2 separate regions of the Homo sapiens genome follow, and region 1 is linked to region 2. The links are chromatin contacts, found by Hi-C in ENCODE. All regions are on one chromosome and are shown on one strand. The core of a region is the stretch at or near the end of the contact, and the rest is flanking DNA. Distances in the headings are between cores, read along the strand shown. Region 1 holds the start of FZD1 (frizzled class receptor 1). Region 2 holds the start of GATAD1 (GATA zinc finger domain containing 1).

Evidence for each region. Hi-C counts contacts between places; a loop is a spot of excess contacts on that map. Pooled maps may share reads with other maps.
Region 1: a loop to region 2 is called in a map of IMR-90, with 27 times the contacts of the local background. The contact joins the promoter of FZD1 here to the promoter of GATAD1 in region 2. A Hi-C loop is called at or near these places in 4 of 168 maps with a recorded cell type or tissue (IMR-90, chondrocyte, naive thymus-derived CD4-positive, alpha-beta T cell and 1 more), 13 of 37 single-sample maps with no recorded cell type and 27 of 50 pooled maps.

The regions. Positions count from the first base shown.
Region 1 is chr7:91,260,911-91,267,929 of GRCh38, forward strand. It overlaps FZD1 (frizzled class receptor 1), which reads left to right and starts at 3,523. Exons shown (of 1, transcript NM_003505.2): 1 at 3,523-7,019. The coding sequence starts at 3,971. The coding sequence ends at 5,914. RefSeq lists an enhancer at 3,308-3,487 and silencers at 3,608-4,117, 4,208-4,267.
Region 2 is chr7:92,442,158-92,448,891 of GRCh38, forward strand. It overlaps GATAD1 (GATA zinc finger domain containing 1), which reads left to right and starts at 5,325. Exons shown (of 5, transcript NM_021167.5): 1 at 5,325-5,821; 2 at 6,595-6,720. The coding sequence starts at 5,573. It also overlaps the pseudogene CHCHD4P1. RefSeq lists a silencer at 5,245-6,014 and an enhancer at 6,445-6,494.

The sequences.
Region 1 (7,019 bases), core at 2,273-4,772, 1.2 Mb before region 2:
CTAAAAGCTTAAGATCCTTCAGGTTGGGTTGCACATGGAGCGTTCACCTAACTGCCTGTGTGTCTGTGTACACTCAACTATATGTAATTGGAACTGGATCTCCATCCCTGCTAATTATCCACATTCAACCTGACATAAGCAGTCTGGAGAAACTTCAGAAGATTTGGGAAAGGCCTGATAAAACAAGATCTTTGATATGAGAAAACTTGACTGAGTCTGATGCTTGACAAAGCAGTATCAAGGAAGAATTGGGTTATGTTTATAGTTTTGACCTAACTGAAATATTTTTATTACCAAGTTCATAATAGTTCATACTTACTTAGTAATTTTGATCTGTGGATCTCAAACTTTTCCACATCTTGAGAAAATATTACATTTTATATTCTGTTAAAATACACTGCTCATATTTGTCTTCTAATATTTTGTTACCCATTGCCTTCATTACCTCCCCCAACAGACCTCCTTTCATGACCCTGGTTATTACTGACTAAAACTCGGAATTGTTTCTGATTTTAGTACCTTCCTCTGTATTACATAGTTTTGATAAATTAAATATTGTATTTGTATAATAAATGAAAATCAAGTTTGTTGGTTTTTTTTAACTTTGAAAGACAACTCTCAGAAAATGATTTTTTAAAAATGTTATAAGGTCTTTTATTTACACATTCTATTGAGGGAGAACTTCCACAGAAAACTAACTTTTAAAAAAAGATAAAAAGAACTATAGCTACTTAAAATAACATACAAGGATTAAAATAAGCTTCTAATGAAATTCAAGCCAAATAGGGCCATTTAAAGTGAGGCACATCCCTTAATATTTCTGGATCCAATATTCTTAATTGTAGATTGCAGAAAATTAACTCATTTCTCGATGACATTTTTGGTTGCTTCCAGTTTCATAATCTGGTAAGAATGACATTTTTTCTCTCTCTCTCTCTAACTCTAGCTGTACTTCTGAGCCTCCTCGTAGTAAACTTCACTGTCAGGTGAAACATAAAACAAGTTCAAGAATTTCAGTAGAACAACTTTTGAAGCAAGAGAGTGTCTTCTACTCTGAGAAACAGAACTGAGTGCTCTGCCATATCTCTGTGCCCCAACCCCTTAGGGGAGAAGGAGAAGGATTTGGAGTGATGGTAGGGATGGATGGATGTTTAACACGTGATGCTTCTTGGTAATTAACACATCAGAATAAATTCACTTTTCACTCAGCCTAGTCAGCTCGAATGACTTGAGAGAATAGAACACAGGACAGGTTAAATCTTTCCAAGACAGGAGTGATAGGAGAGAGATGGCTTGATAAAGTTCCTAAACATGGGATACTATCAGCAGAGGAATGAGCATCAGAGTGGAAAGGCTAGAGAAAAAGTGTCCCTGGGAGCCTGGGGGCCAGGATGCTAGAGTGAAAATGAACACTTATTGAACGGTTCAAAGGACTTCAGAGAGCTGTGCTTCCCAACCTCCTTTTCAATATCAAAATGTGTCATAAATTACAGTCAACACACGTACACATGCTCACATAATTGTGCATTTAGTACCTGTTGCTTTAAAAAAATGCTAGCAATCAAATACTTTAAAGCAAAAATGCATTTTATGAAGGTACTGCTTATATAAACATTTGAAAAACAATAACATATGTATCTGAGACAAACAGATGTCATTTTGCTTTAGCAGGTAAAGATATGACTGCACCTTCTTTATAGACACCAACATGCTGGGTAGTGAAATTCTCAGAGACTTGTTAGCATGTAGTACAAGTAACACCCATCTAAGTAGTAACCTTTATGTGTAGATGAATGTTAAAGCTTCCTAATGACAGCCTGCCTCAGGTGCCCTCTTTCAGTCACCCTGGAATCACTCCCTGCTTATGTGGGGAAAGTGACCTTCAATAGTTTTCTATTTTCTGTATAATTTGGCCCAAACGTTTTAGTCTGGATTAAAACCTTTTCTCCTGCCTCCCCTCAAAGTGCCTCAGCTACACTCACCTCTCTGGCCCCCTTCAGCAATTCAAGTGAATTTGAGCTTTAATCTTTTGCACCTTGCACCTACCTCTCCGTCAGAACCCCATTTCATCTGAGCTGGTTGCTTTCTATGTGCCTTTTTGGCTTTGGGATGGACACTGTAACAAGTGATTTGCATTTCTGTGCCTCACTGTACTATGCCCCTCTCTAAGGCTGGCACAGGTCTCCTTCATTTTATACTCTACGACCTAAGAGTGCTTATAGCACAATGGGTGGTTGGTATCTATTAAACAAATGAATGTGTAAATGAATGATAGAAAGTAATTGGTGAAAAGTACGCTGAGATAGAGTCTGATCACAGGCAAAAAAAAAAAAAAAATGGAAGAATTAATAGTCCAATGGCACTTTTCTTATAAAACTGAATTACATAGTCAAACCATCATTTAAAATAATCTTACAAGGAAAACAACATTAATGTGCGTCTGTTGAGACGGATTATGCTGTTTTGGAATTAGGAAGAGAATGTGCAGTTCGCTGTTTGCTTTCAGACTGTTTGTTTGTTTTGTTTATTAAACTGGCGTCTCCAGCTCTGCAGCCCAGCCTGTGGAACCTAAATGGCCCAGGTCCCAGGAGTTCCCATCGGAGCCGTGGGCGTCCCCAGGGTTTAGAAAGGCTCCCCAGGGGCCCAAGCTGCCGGCGAGTGCAGCTCCCGCCGGCGCCACCTCTGCGGTCTGGAGCGGCGAGGACGATCCCAGAGAGGCGCCCCCACTGCCTCGGTCGTCGGGTTCTTAAGTTTTTCTCTCCAAAAATTTAATGGATAGTTTTCTTTTGCTTCTGTTTCTGACTTGATTAAAGAGGCGGAAAAAAAGGAGTTTGACTCCAAGAAGAATGATAGTAGCAGAAGGCGCATCTGGCTTTACTTTCCAAATTCCATCAAAGTTTGTGTTTTGTTTCATTTGACAGCGATCCCGTGAACGTCTCCTCTGGGGAAATGGCGCGACCAAAGCCCGCCAAGCCCAGCCTGCGAACTGGAGGATTTATTAATGTAATATGTTAAACAAAACCTCGACAGACACAAACTCAAAGGAAACCGTGCGCTCCTTAAGTCAAAGGCATCTGTTCTGGAAGCAGAACCCGGTTTGCTGTTGGTAACCAGCGTTAAGAGCAGGATTTTTAAACATGATAATGGATAAAATAAAAGAAAAGCGAAGTCCCGCGGTCCTCTGACTCCTATTCATTATCTCCAGCAGCATATGGGACCATTCTCCTACGTATCCTCGCCTTTTTCTTCTGAAAAAGCAAAAGCAACCAAGCCTGTCCCGCTTCAGAGCAATCCTACTCTTTGTGCCTGAGTAGTGCCACCACCACTACTTCCTCCTCCTCCCGCCTCCTCCTACCCCGCCCTCCTGCCGCTGGCTTTCGCTCTGGCGAGGAGGCGGCCGGCTCCCTTTGCGCCGGGAAGCCGGAGCCGCGATTGGGCGACGGTCCCTGAGCCTCCAGTTCTGCGTCGGTTTCAAGGCTCCTCCCTCCTGGTGAAAGACAGACTACGGGGCGCCTGGAAACCGGTCCGAGGGCGCGCGAGGCAGAGGAGAGGGAGCGAGTTGAGGGATTGACACAAATGGTCAGGCGGCGGCGGCGGAGAAGGAGGCGGAGGCGCAGGGGGGAGCCGAGCCCGCTGGGCTGCGGAGAGTTGCGCTCTCTACGGGGCCGCGGCCACTAGCGCGGCGCCGCCAGCCGGGAGCCAGCGAGCCGAGGGCCAGGAAGGCGGGACACGACCCCGGCGCGCCCTAGCCACCCGGGTTCTCCCCGCCGCCCGCGCTTCATGAATCGCAAGTTTCCGCGGCGGCGGCGGCTGCGGTACGCAGAACAGGAGCCGGGGGAGCGGGCCGAAAGCGGCTTGGGCTCGACGGAGGGCACCCGCGCAGAGGTCTCCCTGGCCGCAGGGGGAGCCGCCGCCGGCCGTGCCCCTGGCAGCCCCAGCGGAGCGGCGCCAAGAGAGGAGCCGAGAAAGTATGGCTGAGGAGGAGGCGCCTAAGAAGTCCCGGGCCGCCGGCGGTGGCGCGAGCTGGGAACTTTGTGCCGGGGCGCTCTCGGCCCGGCTGGCGGAGGAGGGCAGCGGGGACGCCGGTGGCCGCCGCCGCCCGCCAGTTGACCCCCGGCGATTGGCGCGCCAGCTGCTGCTGCTGCTTTGGCTGCTGGAGGCTCCGCTGCTGCTGGGGGTCCGGGCCCAGGCGGCGGGCCAGGGGCCAGGCCAGGGGCCCGGGCCGGGGCAGCAACCGCCGCCGCCGCCTCAGCAGCAACAGAGCGGGCAGCAGTACAACGGCGAGCGGGGCATCTCCGTCCCGGACCACGGCTATTGCCAGCCCATCTCCATCCCGCTGTGCACGGACATCGCGTACAACCAGACCATCATGCCCAACCTGCTGGGCCACACGAACCAGGAGGACGCGGGCCTGGAGGTGCACCAGTTCTACCCTCTAGTGAAAGTGCAGTGTTCCGCTGAGCTCAAGTTCTTCCTGTGCTCCATGTACGCGCCCGTGTGCACCGTGCTAGAGCAGGCGCTGCCGCCCTGCCGCTCCCTGTGCGAGCGCGCGCGCCAGGGCTGCGAGGCGCTCATGAACAAGTTCGGCTTCCAGTGGCCAGACACGCTCAAGTGTGAGAAGTTCCCGGTGCACGGCGCCGGCGAGCTGTGCGTGGGCCAGAACACGTCCGACAAGGGCACCCCGACGCCCTCGCTGCTTCCAGAGTTCTGGACCAGCAACCCTCAGCACGGCGGCGGAGGGCACCGTGGCGGCTTCCCGGGGGGCGCCGGCGCGTCGGAGCGAGGCAAGTTCTCCTGCCCGCGCGCCCTCAAGGTGCCCTCCTACCTCAACTACCACTTCCTGGGGGAGAAGGACTGCGGCGCACCTTGTGAGCCGACCAAGGTGTATGGGCTCATGTACTTCGGGCCCGAGGAGCTGCGCTTCTCGCGCACCTGGATTGGCATTTGGTCAGTGCTGTGCTGCGCCTCCACGCTCTTCACGGTGCTTACGTACCTGGTGGACATGCGGCGCTTCAGCTACCCGGAGCGGCCCATCATCTTCTTGTCCGGCTGTTACACGGCCGTGGCCGTGGCCTACATCGCCGGCTTCCTCCTGGAAGACCGAGTGGTGTGTAATGACAAGTTCGCCGAGGACGGGGCACGCACTGTGGCGCAGGGCACCAAGAAGGAGGGCTGCACCATCCTCTTCATGATGCTCTACTTCTTCAGCATGGCCAGCTCCATCTGGTGGGTGATCCTGTCGCTCACCTGGTTCCTGGCGGCTGGCATGAAGTGGGGCCACGAGGCCATCGAAGCCAACTCACAGTATTTTCACCTGGCCGCCTGGGCTGTGCCGGCCATCAAGACCATCACCATCCTGGCGCTGGGCCAGGTGGACGGCGATGTGCTGAGCGGAGTGTGCTTCGTGGGGCTTAACAACGTGGACGCGCTGCGTGGCTTCGTGCTGGCGCCCCTCTTCGTGTACCTGTTTATCGGCACGTCCTTTCTGCTGGCCGGCTTTGTGTCGCTCTTCCGCATCCGCACCATCATGAAGCACGATGGCACCAAGACCGAGAAGCTGGAGAAGCTCATGGTGCGCATTGGCGTCTTCAGCGTGCTGTACACTGTGCCAGCCACCATCGTCATCGCCTGCTACTTCTACGAGCAGGCCTTCCGGGACCAGTGGGAACGCAGCTGGGTGGCCCAGAGCTGCAAGAGCTACGCTATCCCCTGCCCTCACCTCCAGGCGGGCGGAGGCGCCCCGCCGCACCCGCCCATGAGCCCGGACTTCACGGTCTTCATGATTAAGTACCTTATGACGCTGATCGTGGGCATCACGTCGGGCTTCTGGATCTGGTCCGGCAAGACCCTCAACTCCTGGAGGAAGTTCTACACGAGGCTCACCAACAGCAAACAAGGGGAGACTACAGTCTGAGACCCGGGGCTCAGCCCATGCCCAGGCCTCGGCCGGGGCGCAGCGATCCCCCAAAGCCAGCGCCGTGGAGTTCGTGCCAATCCTGACATCTCGAGGTTTCCTCACTAGACAACTCTCTTTCGCAGGCTCCTTTGAACAACTCAGCTCCTGCAAAAGCTTCCGTCCCTGAGGCAAAAGGACACGAGGGCCCGACTGCCAGAGGGAGGATGGACAGACCTCTTGCCCTCACACTCTGGTACCAGGACTGTTCGCTTTTATGATTGTAAATAGCCTGTGTAAGATTTTTGTAAGTATATTTGTATTTAAATGACGACCGATCACGCGTTTTTCTTTTTCAAAAGTTTTTAATTATTTAGGGCGGTTTAACCATTTGAGGCTTTTCCTTCTTGCCCTTTTCGGAGTATTGCAAAGGAGCTAAAACTGGTGTGCAACCGCACAGCGCTCCTGGTCGTCCTCGCGCGCCTCTCCCTACCACGGGTGCTCGGGACGGCTGGGCGCCAGCTCCGGGGCGAGTTCAGCACTGCGGGGTGCGACTAGGGCTGCGCTGCCAGGGTCACTTCCCGCCTCCTCCTTTTGCCCCCTCCCCCTCCTTCTGTCCCCTCCCTTTCTTTCCTGGCTTGAGGTAGGGGCTCTTAAGGTACAGAACTCCACAAACCTTCCAAATCTGGAGGAGGGCCCCCATACATTACAATTCCTCCCTTGCTCGGCGGTGGATTGCGAAGGCCCGTCCCTTCGACTTCCTGAAGCTGGATTTTTAACTGTCCAGAACTTTCCTCCAACTTCATGGGGGCCCACGGGTGTGGGCGCTGGCAGTCTCAGCCTCCCTCCACGGTCACCTTCAACGCCCAGACACTCCCTTCTCCCACCTTAGTTGGTTACAGGGTGAGTGAGATAACCAATGCCAAACTTTTTGAAGTCTAATTTTTGAGGGGTGAGCTCATTTCATTCTCTAGTGTCTAAAACCTGGTATGGGTTTGGCCAGCGTCATGGAAAGATGTGGTTACTGAGATTTGGGAAGAAGCATGAAGCTTTGTGTGGGTTGGAAGAGACTGAAGATATGGGTTATAAAATGTTAATTCTAATTGCATACGGATGCCTGGCAACC
Region 2 (6,734 bases), core at 4,075-6,574:
CTGGTGGCTGATGACCCCAACAATCCATACACAGCATGGATTGATGCTGCCAAATGAAGACATTAACTGGAACTGCTCGTGCCCTGGGGGAATGGCCAGTGGCCCCTGTGGGGAACAGTTCAAGTTGGCCTTTTTCTGCTTCCACTATAGTGCAGAGGATCTCAAGGGGAAAGACTGTGTAGATGAATTCCGGGTCATGCAGGAATGCATGTAGAAACACCTGGACCTCTATCCCCAAGAGGATGAGGAGGAAGAAGAGGAGAAGTCAGCAGAACATATAGAAGAAACTGCTCCCACTGAGGCCACTGCAACCAAAGAAGAGGTGCGGACAAGTTAATGAAGTCCACAAGGCACCGGGCTCCAGTCCTTCTACTACAGAGTGATACAGGCCTTTTGCACAGTGCCTTTCAGTCACCTCCTATTGGGAGAACCCGCCCCCAATATTTGAAAGTAGGTTCTATTTTCCGTAAGTGTCGGCTGGCTGAGAAATAAACAGAAAGAGTACAAAGACAGGAATTTAACAACTGTGCCGCTGGGGGTGACATCACATATCTGTAGGACCATGATGCCCGTCTGAGCCTCAAACCAGCAAGTTTTTATTAAGGGTTTTAAAAAGGGGAGGGGGTGTAAGAACAGGGAGTATGTTCAAAGATCACATGCTTCAAAGGGCAAAAAGCAGAACTACTAATAAGGGTCTAACAAAGATCACAAGCAAAGGGCAAAAGCAGAACTACTGATAAGGGTCCAACAAAGATCACAAGGCAAAGGGCAAAAGCAGAACTACTGATAAGGGTCCAACAAAGATCACAAGGCAAAGGACAAAAGCAGAACTACTGATAAGGGTCTATGTTCAGCAGTGCATGTATTGTCTTGATAAACATCTTAAATAACAGAAAACAGGGTTCGAGAGCAGAGAACCAGTCTGACCATAAATTTACCAGGGCAGAGTTTTTCCCCACCCTAGTAAGCCTGAGGGTACTGCAGAAGACCAGGGCGTATCTCAGTCCTTAACTCAACCGCATAAGACAGGCACTCCCACAGCGGCCATTTATAGATCTCTCCCCAGGAATGTGTTCCTTTCCCAGGGTATTAATATTAATATTCCTTGCTAGGAAAAGAATTTAGTGATATATCTCCTACTTGCACATCCGTTTATAGGCTCTCTGCAAGAAGAAAAATATGGATCTTTTCCTGACCCCGCAGGCAGTCAGACTTTATGGTTGTCTTCCCTTGTTCCCTAAAAATCGCTGTTATTCTGTTTCTTTTCAAAGTGCACTGATTTCATATTGTTCAAACACACATGCTTTACAATCAATTTGTACAGTTAACACAATTATCACAGTGGTCCTTAGGTGACGCACATCCTCAGTTTACGAAGACAACAGGATTAAGAGATTAAAGACAGGCATGAGAAATTATAAAAGTATTATTTAGGAACTGATAAATGTCCATGAAATCTTCACAATTTATGTTCCTCTGCCACAGCTCCAGCCGGTCCCTCCGTTTGGGGTCCCTGAATTCCCACAACACCCTCCAAGAAAGTGTTATTCCCTCTGTTGTCCTGTGCACTGTAATGCACAAAATAACTTATTTTGATGATCAGGGTCTTGGCCTCTTGACATACACACTGAAAAAAATGGGAGTTGTGTTATGTGCGTCCTACATAAACATGTCAGCAAATGTGGCCACCACTTTTTAATTCTCTTTTCTCAGATTGCCCTGAATTTTGCCACTTTGAAGTAATGTGCTGAATAATCTCAGCAACCAAAAATGATTATCCAGGAATGATTCTTGTGAGCTCATTTACTCTGAGTTATTATATCCCTTTTAGTAGATTTTATACCCCTTTAGAAAATGTAAGAAGAATGAAAACATCTTCTTTTAAAAATGCTGGTGTGGGGCCATGCCTACTAGAAGAGGCCAGATGGTCAGATAGGTATTTCCCCAAACCCATCTTGACCTTGAGTATGTGAGGGGGTACTGTACTTCATTCCTGATACATTTTGGTTTCCATGTTGGCACTGAGCTCTTGGTTTTCTGTTTGGATGGTGGAGATTGGGGCCCTCCTATTCACAGTCCCTTTCTAAGTGAAGGGAAAGGCTGGTTTTTGCTGTTCCTTGTGATTCCAAAAACCCTGATTTGGGGCCCATGTTCAGGCTGGCTTTCACGCTGGCTCTCAGTCTGGTCAGATGCAATGTTCTTGAGAGGAGAGGACCTGACTGTTACCATAGTAGCATCCAAGAGAGGAAACAGTGTGAATTAAGTACTCAAAAGGAAGCACGATTTCCAAAAAAAAAAAAAAAAGGACTTGCAAGGAGAAAAATGTAAATCTTCCTAATGATCTAAGAAGATTAGAGGATACAGCAGCCAGGGACTGGGGAGCTGACAAGGACAGAGGATGAAGATGAGTGGGATGAGGAGGAGTTGAGAAGCCTGCTGTTGGGTGGTTATTCAGTTGGCCCTCCACAGCCATGGGTTCCACATCCACAAACTCAACCAACCACAGACCGAAAATATTCTCAAAAATAGATAAATATATGAACAATATGACAATAATAATAAACCAATACAGTATAGGAACTATTTATATAGCATTTATTTCATATTTGGTATAAGTAATCTAGAGATGATTTAAAGCACACAGGAGGGTGCGCATAGGTTATATGCAAATTCTATGCCATTTTATATAAGGGACTTGAGCATTTATGGATTGTGGATTTTGGTATCATCGGGAGTCCTGGAATCAATCCTCCATGGATACTGAGGGACAACTGTACATGTGGATATTGACCTGATCCATGGCAGTGTCTTGTAGTGGAGAGGAAGCTGGTGAGTTATGGGCCAAAGTTTTCAGTGAATGAGAGGGAGTCACTTGCAGATGAGTTGCAAGGAGAGGTATATGTTCCCAAATGGAGAGACATTCAGGAGCATGGAAATCAAGTGCCTAGATTTCCTCACACTGTAGGTGAGGAGAAACTTCCTCCTCACCTTTTTTTTTTTTTTTTTTGATGGAGTCTCTCGCTCTGTCGCCCAGGCTGCAACCTCTGCCTCCCAGGTTCAAGCAATTCTCCCGCCTCAGCCTCCCGAGTAGCTGGGATTACAGGTGCCTGCCACTACACACAGCTAATTTTTTGTAATTTTAGTAGAGATGGGGTTTCGCTATGTTGGCCAGGCTGGTCTTGAACTCCTGACCTCAGGTGATCCACCTGCCTCAGCCTCCCAAAGTGTTGGGATTACAGGCATGAGCCACTACGCCTGGCCTCTTCTCACCTCTTTGGTTCTGTAGCTGGGCATGGGAATTACACTAACATAAGACAGATTTACTGGAAAAGGCATAAAAGTTTTAATATTTTTGTACATGCACAGGAGGCTTTGTAAGAAAAATAAAGACCCATAGAAGTTACTAGGCCCGAAAGCTTATATGTCCTTTTAAACAAAAAATAATAAATTGCAGGGATGTGACAAGACAAAGGGGCTTGGGCTAAGGCTGGCAAATTGTGGGAAAGTGACGAAGAACCGTATGTAGAAAGTTAATGGAAAATATGGGTTACAAATTTTTGTAAGGTTTTGTTTGTAGATTCTTCTCAGTGGCAACTCTGCCTCTGGCAATAATATTCTCCTCTTCCTGGTACAGAAAGGGCACCTTTCACAAGGGAACTTTTATGTTCCGCTTCAAACAGAAAGAGGGTGGTCAGACAGCCTTCCCTGCATCTGTTTTTGCTCCATTGCCTCTGGCTCAGAAGAATCAGTATGCCAAAGTGGCATATTTTAGGATGGCAGGCTCTAAACACCTTCAGCATTGTTCTAAAGTGAGACAACACTCTTTACCTAGTCTCCTCAGCCACTTTTACAGTTGGCCCTAATCCCCATAACAGTCCTGGAAACTTATTTTTACTGTTAAGGAAACTGAGATTTAGAGGGGAGGTGACTGAGCCACAACCCACACCCCAGAGGGCTGTTCCAAAGCCCTCCTCGAAATTGGTGCCAAGGGCAGCAGCTATAATGACAGCCAGTCCACATAGAAGTGCCTCCGTTGATCACCAATTAACAGTAAAATCTGATAATATCTCATTCCAAGGTTGTTATAAGCACTAAATGTGGTTTTGTGACATAATAGGCGTTTGTTTCTCCCCACTGCTTCCCACCACAATATATTCATCAAGACCTTTCCAAGGATACTAAGTCTAGGAAACCCAGGATCATGAAGAGAGGGCATGTTCTTCCAAGTGAGGCTGAGGAGAGACTTGTCTGGCGAGGCCTGTACTGACTAGTGACATTAAAAGAGGCGATCTGACTTCTCATACTGCTCTTGTCCCAGGCCTGCTGTTTGTCAACTGCTGGGTCCTCAGAGCCAAAACTGTTTTCCAACAGTTTTGAATTGAATAACAGCCAGCTATTCGATTTTCTCCGCATTCTCTAATCGGTATACTCTTCAGAGTCCACAGGATTTGCAACGATATTATCCAACGGCTGAAGAATGTGCGCTTGACATCTTAGGCTGTAAAATGTCTCAATTTCAATTTCTAATACATAGATGTCAGTGGATGGCATTTTCTGAACCCTTTGTCGATGTCCATAAACGGCATGCTCTGAATTCAACTAAACAAAAGTATAGACATGGGGGAGGTGTAGGGCGATGTCCAAAGTATAATTTTTAAGAGTGTAAAGGGTTCCTAAGTAAGATTGCCAGATTTTTTTTTTTTTTTTGAGACGGAGTCTCACTCTATCCCCCAGGCTGGAGTGCAATGGCGCGATCTTGGCTCACTGCAGCCTCCACCTCCCGCGCTCAAGAGATTCTTCTGCCGCAGCCTCCAGGGTAGCTGGGATTACCCCAGAGCCCGCCACTGAGCCCGGCTAATTTTTGTATATTTATTAGAGAAGGGGTTTCACCACGTTGGCCAGGCTGATCTCGAACTCCTGAGCTCAAGTAATCCGCCGGCCTTGGTCTCCCAAAGTGCTGGGATTGCAGGCGTGAGCCACCACGCCAGACCTGGATTGCCAGATTTAGCACATAAAAATACAGGACCCCCAGTTAAACGCCTCTCGGATAAACCATTATTGCATGGGATACACTCACGCTAAAAAAATTGTTCGTCGTTTACCTGAAAGTCACATTTAATTGGGCGTCCTGTATTTTACCCGGCAAATTCTAGGCCTGAGACCAAAAAGTTTGAGAACCCTGCCCCTAGGCGACAGCAAGCGGAACTGCAGCAAGCTCCCAGTAATTCCGGGTGCTGCACTTCCGGTCAGGCGGTCGGGCTGCGGGGCCCTGGGGCCAGCTCACCGCCGGAAGTCTCCGCGTCCCCCCCACCCCGGCCAGATCCCTTTCCCAGTCCTGCTTCCCAGTGCCTCGGGCCAGGGAATCCTGGCCTCCGCCTGCGGAGCCGGCGGAACCCGCTTCCCGCCTCCACGGGGCAGCGCCAGCGGCCTGGTCCTTTCACCGGCAGCTCCGTGCCGACGCTCTCACCGCTCTTCCTATCGCCGGGAGTGGCGGGCCGACCAGGGGGCGGCCGGGCTACCGTCCGCCATTCCCGTGTCTCTGCGCCCGCGGGGGCCGCCCGAGCCGGCCACCATGCCGCTGGGCCTGAAGCCCACCTGCAGCGTATGCAAGACCACGTCGTCCTCCATGTGGAAGAAGGGAGCGCAGGGGGAGATCCTCTGCCATCATTGCACTGGCCGGGGCGGCGCGGGCAGCGGGGGCGCAGGCTCGGGGGCGGCTGGAGGGACTGGGGGCAGCGGCGGCGGCGGCTTCGGCGCGGCGACCTTCGCCAGCACCTCCGCCACCCCTCCGCAGAGCAACGGGGGCGGGGGCGGCAAGCAGGTGAGCTCCTCCGGCCCCTCCCGCCGGCGGAGGCCGACCAGGTGCTAGGCGGGCGGGGACGGGCTGGCTGGGAGCGGGCGGGCGCGGGCTTCCCCGATCGCCGTGCTCCTGCTGGCTGGAACGCCCCTCCCCACCTCCTACTGAGATCTTTCGTTTGGCCCATTCCGAAGCACCTGTTATTGTAAGAAATTCAAAGCAATAAGAACCAAGATGTAAAGCCCTTAAGAAAATCTCAATATACACATGTCTACACAGTCGTATACAGTGTCATGCCACAAATGCAGGCGCTGGACCTCATTCCTTGTTAAAGGTTTTGTCATATCAGGTTATGAAGTAAGATTATTATGTCATTATTGTAAATGGCAGCTTAAGTATTCCGTTGCAGGGGGCGCCATAACCTACTACGTTCTCTGGCCTTAGGGAGTAAAGTTGTTAAGTGTTTTTCTCTATTGTAGACACAACAAATGAATAGTGTTTGTCTTGGTCAAGACTGACTCCTACTCCCGCCTCCTGCCCTATTACAAGCAGCTCACACCTTTTGGAGGCTCTGGAGACGCCTGTCCAGCGAGCTCCGAGATTCCGGGTGCTGAACTTCCGGTTTTACTTAGCCTAGTTGCTGTAATTACTTCTCTTGAAAAGCAAAAGGGCAATCTTAATTGTTAAATGCTCTTATAAAGTACATACTCTGGGATCCTTGTAAGATGATTGTACTGCAACCTTTATGCACTTTTTACTTCTTTCTCTTTTTGTTCTTTAATTTGTTTGTGTAACAGAGTAAGCAGGAAATTCACAGGAGGTCTGCTCGGCTCAGAAACACTAAATACAAATCTGCTCCGGCTGCTGAAAAGAAAGTCTCCACCAAAGGAAAAGGGAGAAGACATATATTTAAATTGAAAAATGTAAGATATTTGTG